3 separate regions of the Homo sapiens genome follow, and regions 1 and 2 are each linked to region 3. The links are chromatin contacts, found by Hi-C or POLR2A ChIA-PET in ENCODE. All regions are on one chromosome and are shown on one strand. Each heading gives the region's core, a stretch centred on a gene start or an enhancer-like site at or near the end of the contact. The rest is flanking DNA. Distances are from core to core; before and after follow the strand shown.

The links. Hi-C counts contacts between places; a loop is a spot of excess contacts on that map. ChIA-PET counts read pairs that join two places held with the same protein, here RNA polymerase II (POLR2A). Pooled maps may share reads with other maps.
Region 1: a pooled map shows a loop between it and region 3 (2.8-fold over the local background). The contact joins the promoter of GATA5 here to the promoter of ADRM1 in region 3. A Hi-C loop is called at or near these places in 2 of 168 maps with a recorded cell type or tissue (Calu3 and left cardiac atrium), 1 of 37 single-sample maps with no recorded cell type and 3 of 50 pooled maps. POLR2A ChIA-PET finds 5 or more read pairs at or near these places in 1 of 52 experiments (activated T-cell).
Region 2: a map of gastrocnemius medialis shows a loop between it and region 3 (4-fold over the local background). The contact joins the enhancer-like site here to the promoter of ADRM1 in region 3. A Hi-C loop is called at or near these places in 34 of 168 maps with a recorded cell type or tissue (B cell, CD4-positive, alpha-beta memory T cell, CD8-positive, alpha-beta T cell and 21 more), 33 of 37 single-sample maps with no recorded cell type and 39 of 50 pooled maps. POLR2A ChIA-PET finds 5 or more read pairs at or near these places in 2 of 52 experiments (MCF 10A and activated CD4-positive, alpha-beta T cell).

Annotation. Positions count from the first base shown.
Region 1 is chr20:62,474,584-62,477,758 of GRCh38, reverse strand. It overlaps GATA5 (GATA binding protein 5), which reads left to right and starts at 1,764. Exons shown (of 7, transcript NM_080473.5): 1 at 1,764-1,829; 2 at 2,217-2,760. The coding sequence starts at 2,238.
Region 2 is chr20:62,498,714-62,501,854 of GRCh38, reverse strand. No RefSeq gene overlaps it. Among named protein-coding and RNA genes, the nearest start is that of GATA5, 24 kb to the right of the region's middle. RefSeq lists an enhancer at 1,288-1,788. Within about 2 kb of position 1,573, at least 5 of the 41 ENCODE cell types and tissues checked have a DNase peak (open chromatin) inside an H3K27ac peak, as active enhancers do; they include gastrocnemius medialis and psoas muscle, where a contact is called at or near this core.
Region 3 is chr20:62,301,708-62,304,757 of GRCh38, reverse strand. ADRM1 (ADRM1 26S proteasome ubiquitin receptor) reads right to left here and starts at 1,761. Exons shown (of 10, transcript NM_007002.4): 1 at 1,709-1,761; 2 at 977-1,190; 3 at 181-297. The coding sequence starts at 1,189. RefSeq lists silencers at 1,652-2,111, 2,132-2,251.

The DNA.
Region 1 (3,175 bases), core at 515-3,014, 170 kb before region 3:
GGGGGGGATCCAGTGACACCCACCCCGACGGCCCCACATCGCCGCCTTCCTGCCTTCCCAGGTCTTCACCCTTCACCAGCGTCCTCTCCGAGCCCTGACTGACAGGAGTTGAGGGCCCGTTTCTGCAAGGAAGAACTTTCATGCGGTGGCTCCCGCCTGTAATCCCAGCACTTTGGGAGGCTGAGGCGGGCGGATCATCTGAGGTCAGGAGCTCGATGAGACCAGCCTGACCAACATGGTGAAACCCCGTCTCTACTAAAAATACAAAAATTAGCCGGGTGTGGTGGCGGGTGCCTGTAGTCCTAGCTACTCAGGAAGCTGAGGCAGGAGAATCGCTTGAACCTGGGAGGCGGTGAGCTGAGATCGCGCCGCTGCACTCCAGCCTGGGAGACAGAGCGAGACTCCGCAAAAGGAAGGAAGGGAGGGAGGGAGGGAGGGAGGGAGGGAGGGAGGAAAGAAAGAAAGAAAGAAAGAAAGAAAGAAAGAAAGAAAGAAAGAAAGAAAGGAAGGAAGGAAGGAAGGAAGGAAGGAAGGAAGAAAGAAAAAAGAACTTTCATGGCCACCACGCCTGGGTCCACCCGGTGTGCTCCGAGAAAGAAAGAAAGAAAGAAAGAAAGAAAAGAAAGAAAGAAAGAAAGAAAGAAAGAAAGAAAGAAAGAAGGAAGGAAGGAAGGAAGGAAGGAAGGAAGGAAGGAAGGAAAGAAAGAAAGAAAGAAAGAAAGGAAGGAAGAAAGAAAAAAGAACTTTCATGGCCGCCAAGCCTGGGTCCACCCGGTGTGCTCCGAGAAAGAAAAAAGAAAGAAAGAAAGAAAAGAAAGAAAGAAAGAAAGAAAGAAAGAAAGAAAGAAAGAAAGAAAGAAAGAAAGAAAGAAAAAAAGAAAAAAAGAACTTTCATGGCCGCCAAGCCTGGGTCCACCCGGTGTGCTCCGAGCCCGCCGTTCCGTTTCCCGCAACCTGCGGAGCTGCTCCGCGGCAGCGGCGCCTCCATGCAGCCCTCACCGGGAGTGCGAGCGGGACACGGTTCCCTGACCTGGGTCGCCTCCTACCCACACGCATTTCTGGCGCCTGGAGGAAACTCTTCCCGAGTCCCCGAGAGCCGGCTGAGAGCCCCACCGGGGTTGGGGCCTTCGAGCCTGGCACCCAGATCGGGCCTTAGAGGCTGGACCCTGCCCACCTCCCACTGGGACCCCGAGCCTTGTGGCCCCGCTTGCTCAGAAACCGAGGAAATCGCGGGGCTCCCGCCAGTGCACCCCGTCCCAGTCCAGCGACCCGAGCCGGCCGTCCCTATGGAAGCCGGTTCCCTGCACCGAGCCCCGGGTGCGGCCACGCAACGAGGGGGCCCACGGGGTTCCACCGCCGCGTGTCCATCGGTGAGCGGGGCCGGGATCACCGACTCAGCCACCAGACACGGAGCCCGTCTTTAGGCCAGCCTTCGGCGGGGGCCGGGGCAGGGAGGCAGAGGGCTCGGGACTCGCACAAACTTGGAGAAGTCTCTGCGCCCGACTCCCCGGGGCCCACGAAGCCCTCGGCCCGCCCGTCTAGCTGCACTGGTCCGGGCTCCGCGCTGGCCGCCCCGTGTCGTGCGTCCTTGTCGCCAAGCCCCGCGAGCAGGGCCTGCCAGGGTCACGTGGCTCTACGGCCGGAGCCCCAGCGCTGACCCTGCGGGGAAGAAGGGGCGGGCGCGGGGAGGGAAGGGGCGGCGCGGCGGGGGCGGGCCGGGGCGGCGCGGAGGGGGCTGCGGAGCCTCAGCGGCCCGGGCTTCCAGTCTTCGGCCCGCCGGTCGCCGACCCACCGCCACCGCCGTGCCCTGCCGCCCTCCCTGCCCGCTGGTGAGTGCTCCAGCCCGGGCTGCAGCCGCGCGCCCCTCCCCACCCGGCCCCTCCCAGCGCGGCGGGGCCCCGCTCTCCAGGCCCTGCGTCCTGCGGCCGCGCCAGGCCCGTCCTTCCCAGGCCCCCACCGAGCTCACCCCGGGGACCTCCGAAGCCCGGTCGGGGAGGAGGTGGGCTCGGCGTTGTGACTGCCCCGGGGATGACGCGCTGGCCTCTCCCATCCCCGCGGTTCCTCTCCCTCGGGTTCGGGGACCCGCCCCGCGAACGTCCCGGGCTGGGGACTGGGAAGCGCTGCCCGAAGCGGCGGCACCTGCCCGGCATAAGCTCGGGCGCTGGCGGAGGGCGCAGAGCTCCCGTGACCTCCACACCTGTCCCTCTTCCCTGCAGGTCAAGACCACGCCTGGGAGGATGTACCAGAGCCTGGCGCTGGCCGCGAGCCCCCGCCAGGCCGCCTACGCCGACTCGGGCTCCTTCCTGCACGCTCCGGGCGCCGGCTCTCCGATGTTTGTGCCGCCGGCGCGCGTCCCCTCGATGCTGTCCTACCTGTCCGGGTGTGAGCCGAGCCCGCAGCCCCCCGAGCTCGCTGCGCGCCCCGGCTGGGCGCAGACAGCCACCGCGGATTCGTCGGCCTTCGGCCCGGGCAGTCCGCACCCCCCAGCCGCGCACCCGCCCGGGGCCACCGCCTTCCCTTTCGCGCACAGCCCCTCGGGGCCCGGCAGCGGCGGCAGCGCGGGGGGCCGAGACGGCAGTGCCTACCAGGGCGCGCTGTTGCCTCGAGAACAGTTCGCGGCCCCGCTTGGGCGGCCGGTGGGGACCTCGTACTCCGCCACCTACCCGGCCTACGTGAGCCCCGACGTGGCCCAGTCCTGGACTGCCGGGCCCTTCGATGGCAGCGTCCTGCACGGCCTCCCAGGCCGCAGGCCCACCTTCGGTGAGTGCGGGGGCTCCACAGTCTCGGGGCCCAGGAGCGGCCGAATCCGGGTGCAAACCCGCACCCTGCGAAACGCTCCCCTCATCCTCCCCCACGGTCCGAGCCTCCCTGCCAGGAGCGACACCAGCAGCCCCGGGGCGAGACGAGTAAACCTGGGTAACACCCCGCACGGGAAACACCCATCCAGAATTCTGTTTTAACCTGTTAATGAGAAGGAACATCTATTTCCAAACAGCATTCCGGATTGTGCCAATGTGGAGCCTCAAAAGTCTTAATCGTTTTTGTTTTTGTTTTTGAAAAGTTTTGGAAACGATTTTTATAAAGCCCAAAACATCGGTTTATTTAAGTGGCCACATTCGTCTCGGTTCTAGGACGTTTACTGATTTTAATTTGAGACCTGGTTTCAGTCGCTTCC
Region 2 (3,141 bases), core at 324-2,823, 200 kb before region 3:
CCATACTCGGGGTGGTGAGGGGCCCATGCCACATGCTGGGAGATCTCAGCCCTGCCGGGCACAAGCTCAACTAACAGGGTCATTGCCAAGTACTCACAGCCATCCTCAGAGCCACAGGCTGCCCCTGGGCCCAAGGTCCCGCTGCCACACAGAGACTATCCTTGACCTCACAGGTGCCCTCATCTCTGCTCACAAACCCTCTGGAGATGTCAACACAGGGCCAGGTGCAGGGCCAGTCTGCTGGGGTCACCTGGAGCCAAAGAGAAGACCCTGGTCCTGGAGCCTGCTGGGGGATCCCCACTACACAGCCAAGCCGCCTGAGATGCCGCCGTCACAGGCCAGCTGCTCAGAAAGCTGGGGCTTCGGGGCTTGCGTGGCATCCACGGCTCCCAACTCACGACAGTACACGCAGACACACGCTCACCCGCACACATGAACACCCACACTAGCAGTACACTCAGACACACACTCACCTGCACACACACTCACACTAGCAGTACACGCAGACACTCTCTCACTCGCACACACGAACACCCACACTAGCAGTACACGCAGACACACACTCACCCGCACACACAAATCCCAACCCACGACAGTACACGCAGACACACGCTCACCCGCACACACAAATCCCAACCCACACTAGCAGTACACACAGACACACGCTCACCCGCACACACGAACACCCACACTAGCAGTACACGCAGACACACACCTGCACACACAAACACCCACACTAGCAGTACACGCAGACACTCTCTCACTCGCACACACGAACACCCACACTAGCAGTACATGTAGACACACACTCACCCGCACACACAAATCCCAACCCACGACAGTACACGCAGACACACGCTCACCCGCACACATGAACACCCACACTAGCAGTACACGCAGACACCCGCTCACACACACACACGAACACCCACACTAGCAGTACACGCAGACACCCACTCACCTGCACACACGAATCCCAACCCACGACAGCAGAGGCAGACACCCTCTCACCTGCACACACAAACACCCACACTAGTGCAGGAGGCCAGGCCTGCACACACCCTCACACGTATGGACATATGTATGACACAAGTTCACAGACACCCTCACACCCACACATACACAGTAAGACATGCCTGCACACACCTTCACACGCATGGACACACACGCTGGCTCACACCCTCACACACATATACAGTAAGACACACAAATACACCCTCACACTCACACATATACACCCCTGCACACGCCCTCACACGCATGGACACACCTTCACATGCACAGACACGCTCACAGAGACACCCTCACAACTACACGTATACAGTAAGACATGCCTGCACACACCCGCACACGCACACAGGCTCACAGACACCCTCACACCCACACATACACAGTAAGACACGCCTGCACACACCCTCACACTCATGGACACACAGACACGCTGGCTCACACCCTCCCCCCGCCCTCCCGCACACCCACGTTGGACACGGCCTCGGACTCCCCCTGGTGGTGAAGCTCCGCACACACCGGGCGTTTTCTCCGGGGACCGACGGGCAGGGGCAGCCCTGGGCCCACGCTCTGGATTCTGACCGCCTGGGGGTTGGGGGACGGTGCGGCTGTGACCCTTCCTGTTCACTCTGAGCTTCACTTGAGTCTGAGCTCCTGACTCCCCCGGGCTCCGGCCCATCACACACACACAGCCGTTGCAGGAATAAGGCTTCTCCCACAGACGCTCAATCACATTGCTGAGTTACGAATGGAGACACCTAAATTTATTTTCCCAAGCACCTTGTGAATGGAGCTGCTGGGGCTCCGGGCTGGTCACGGCATCTGTCCAAAGTGGAGGGGGTGTGCTGGTGTCTTCTACGCCAAGGGGACAACTGTCCAGGTTAAGCGTCGGCCCACATCCCGATTTCGGTTCCTGGCCTGGCTCCCTGATGCGGGACAGAGCTGAGCACGCCCGTGCGGGGCTTACTGAACGCTCCTCTCTAGATCCCCGCACCTTTAACTTGGGGGAATCTATTGTGCACGATCAGTTCTTCCTGTTTCTTCTCTGTCTCTGCGTTTGAACGGGTATAACCCCAGGAAGATGAGACCTCCCTACGCCAGGTTCTCAGAGGCAGCTGCTGCTCAGTTTCTTTGACGTCCTTAAATAAATCTTTCTAAAGGAACCCACCATGGTGGCCACAAGAGGTGAAGCAGCATCACTCTTGACCTGCACAGCGACCGCAAAAATAAACCAGGACCTTCCTGCAGAGGCTCGCCCATCCCAGCCTGCGGCTCCTTGATCCCCAGGACCTGAGCTGGGCGTAGAAAAGCATTAGGGACCCATGGCCCCAAGAAGGCTTCCTGCTTGACAAGGCAGAGACGGAGAGAGGACTGGGATGTGTCCATTGCTCCCACATCGGGGGTCCCTGCCCCATGCCGAGACCAAGGACCCCCCTTCGTTCCTGCCCTGCCCTTCCCCAGGCAGGGGGATGGAATGGGCAGCATAACCGTGGGTGGCCTAGCCCACCACACTCACTTGAGACCCCTGAGCAGCTGCTCTCAGCTCTGGAAGCTGCTGGAAGACCCCAGCCCACCTTCCTGGCACCTTTGCTGCCATAAAGAGATGCCTTCCCTACCTGGAAACTGTTGGTGACTGACTTGTAATGACATCGCAGCTGTCTCTCTCCCTCCCTGTTTCCCCAGCCTCACTTCCCTAACTGCTCTCCTCTGCTGCCCGCTGCATGCCAAGCCCACCTCTCTCAGACTGTCAGGGTCTGGGGAGGGGTCAGCCAAGGTAGGTCCCAGCTGCCCCCACCCTCCAGCGGCCATCCCAATACTGACCCATCCCAACACCGACCCACCCCAACACCCACCCATCCCCAAAACTCACCCACCCATTGCCAACACGGACCAACCCCAACAACCACCCATCCCCAACACTTACCCACCCCAACACCCACCCACCCCAACACGGACCCACCCCAACACCCACCCATCCCAACACCCACCCACCCCAACACCCACCCACCCCAACACCCACCCATCCCAACACCCACCCACCCCAACACCCAACCATCCCAACACCGACCCACCCCAACACCCACCCACCCCAACATAGACCCATCCCAACACCCACTCAATGCAACACTCACC
Region 3 (3,050 bases), core at 512-3,011:
GGGAGAGGACCTCGGCCCCAGGTAGCATGCACCGCAGCCCTGAGGTGGCATCTCAGGCCGTGTGGCCGGGTGTGGCCGGCGCCTGCTGGTTTATAAAAGCCAATTGCACCACACTGTAAGCAAGTTCCTAACCGAATCGCAGGGCAACAAAAAGGCACAACCCCAAGGCCTGCCCCATACCTGCATCCAGAAGAAAAGCCGCTTGGACCCTGCCTTGAACTTCAGCACGTAGACCCTCCCGCTGGGGCACTGCGGCACCCGCTTGAACTCACAGTCGTCAGGGAAGATGATCAAGTCCTGGCAAGCCAGGGGAAGAGAGAGTCAGTGGCGCAGATGGCATCACTGTGCCCAGTCTCAGGAGAGCGTACTGAGCCCTGGGTCTAACCGGGTGGGGTGCGCAAGGGGCAGCTAAGCCGCCAGACCCCTCGCTGGCAGGGTCTCCACAAGGCAGAGAAGCCAGGGTCAGAGACAGCCCATGAAAGGCAAGGCCGGGGGAGAGAGCAGGGAAAGGGGCCTTTCAGATGGCAACGGGGTTTCTGAGACGTGCTGGAAACAACATTCCCAGAGTAGTTAAAAAGTCAACGCTGAACTGCTCTCAAATGTAACAAAGAACAACTAAGAGTTTGAAAAACAAAGAAGACTGAGTGAAGCCGCCAGGCACAGAGCTCCAGGCTCTCCAGGGCCACACCTCCAACCCCAGGCACCTCACACGGACAGTTCAAGGCCAGGCACAGAGCTCCGGGCTCTCCAGGGCCACACCTCCAACCCAGGCACCTCACACGGACAGTTCAAGATACACAGTGGCCGAGATGCCCCTGTCACCGCGGAAACCAGGACGACCCATCAGCAGGGCAGTCGATGACGGCCCCACGAGCGGTCCCCAGATGCGGCCAAGCCCCCACCGCGAACTCCAAAGCGAGGACTCCGAGGGCCCGAGAAGTCGCCTGTCCTGCTGCTGCGGCTCAGGGACACTCACGTCTTCCACGTTCCCGGACGTCCTGTCCTTCCAGCAGAAGTGAATAAGCGAGTCGTCCGTCTGCTGAATGTACACCAGCCCTTTCCGCTTATCCGGAGTCACGGTGGTCCCCTTCAGGGACATCTTTCCCGCCCGAAACTCCACCAAGTACTTGTTGGAGGCGCCCCGAGAGCCTGGCACCAGGCTTGGAAAGAGCGCGCCTGAGGTCGTCATCCTGAAAGCGCGGAGAGGACGCTGAGACGCGGCGGTCACTGTCGCCTGCGGTCCGGCAAGCTCCCGCCCCCTGGGGTGTTTGCGAGCAGGGGGCCTGCGCCCAGAGCTGCCTAAGGCAGACTCAGACACGCCGGGCTGCCTTTCCGCGTTTGCCCCGCTCACGACGATCGCACCGCCCGCACTCGGCGCTGGGCCGGGGCAGCCCCGCCAAGCCTAGTGGGGCCGGCCCTAGGCTTGACGCCGTCTCCGCGGGGCACCAGCCTCGACGCGCCACCCCGGCGACCCGCTCCGCGGGGCAGACCCGCCCGAGCTCCCGCCGAGCCCCACGTTCAGAGCCGCAGGCGGAACCGGGGCGGCGCCCGAGACCCCAGAACCCCCGCCCGGCCCGGCCCCCGCAGGCCCCACCCGCCGCGCCGGCCACCTTCTCGTCTTGGCTGCCCCCGCCCCATCCTTGGTCCAGCAGCCCCTGCCCCCGCCTCCGGTCGCCCCCGGCCGCCCCAGGCCCGGCGACTCCCGCACCTGCCTCGCGCCCACACTCGTTCGAGAGGCGCCGTCCGGGCTCGCTCTTCCTCCTCGGCGCCTGCCGGGCCCCGCCGGAAACCCGCGTTCGGCCCGCCCCGCCTGCCGCTCTCGCCGCCGATTGAGCCCCGTAAGCCGCGCAGCCGGCTCTAACCTGCCAACGATTGGCGAGGGCGACCGTCCATCGCACTCGCTCCTCCCCGGTCCGCCCCCGCGCCGGCGGCTCTTTTCCGGCGGAAGCGCGGGCCGCAGGGCGCTTGGACCAGAGCGGCCCCTATTGTTGCTGTGTCATAGGGGAGCGGCGGCGGCCCCTAGAGGCGGCGCCAGGGACCACAGGCGGGTTTCAGAGGGGCGCTGGGGAACTGCTCAGGTGGGGCCGAGCCCACCCCTCGGCGTCGCCCGCCCGGGCGGGCAGAGCTGTCACTCGTGTGGCTGAGCCAGGGGTTAGGCGGAGGCCGAGGAGTGCGGTCCGGCTGTGGGCGGCGGGCACCAGGGCTACGCATAGAAGTGACCATGGGTTCAGCGCTTTGGGGACCCAGGCGGGAGCTGGAGTCCACGCGTCCGGGAGAGCAGGGGTCCGGGAGGGTAGAGCGAGGGTGAGAACCGTGATATGGTCTCAGCTGTATACATCTAGTCCCGCAGGGGTCCGGGAGGGCAGGGGTCAGGAAGGGGTGGGTCCGGGAGGAGAGGGGTCCCGAGAGGGGAGGGGCTCCTGGAGGGGAGGGATCTGGGAGGGGTGAGTCCGGGAGGGGAGGGGTTCCCGGAGGGGAGGGGGCCCGGGAGGGGAGAGGGTCCCGGAGGGGAGGGATCTGGGAGGGGTGAGTCCGGGAGGGAGGAGTCAGGGAAGGCCTGAGTCCCAGACGGGTAGGGTCCTGGAAGGGAGGGGTCCTGGAGGGCAGGGGCTCACCCTCTGGACGCCTGGATGGGAAAGGCCACAGGGTAAAAAGGCGGCAGTCGCCCGCCAGTGTTGTGTAACTTTGAGTCACTTTGACACAAACTAAAGCGAAGACAACAGATAGTGTTTGTGGCGCCCCAGCCGGCTGCTGAAGGGACACGTTCTTTGGGATTTGCCTACAGCGACGCCAGGCGGGGGCTCTTAGAGGGCTCAGGCGCGGTGGCTCACGCCTGTAAACCCAGAACTTTGGGAGGCCGAGGCGGGCGGATTACTTGAGGCCAGGAGTTCAAGACCAGCCTGGGCAACATGGTGAATGAAACCCCGACTCTACTAAAAATGCAAAAATTAGCCAGGTATGCTGGCACATGCCTGTAATTCCATCTACTCAGGAGGCTGATGCACGAGAATCGCCTGAACCCGGGAGGTGGAGGTTGCAGTGAGCCGAGA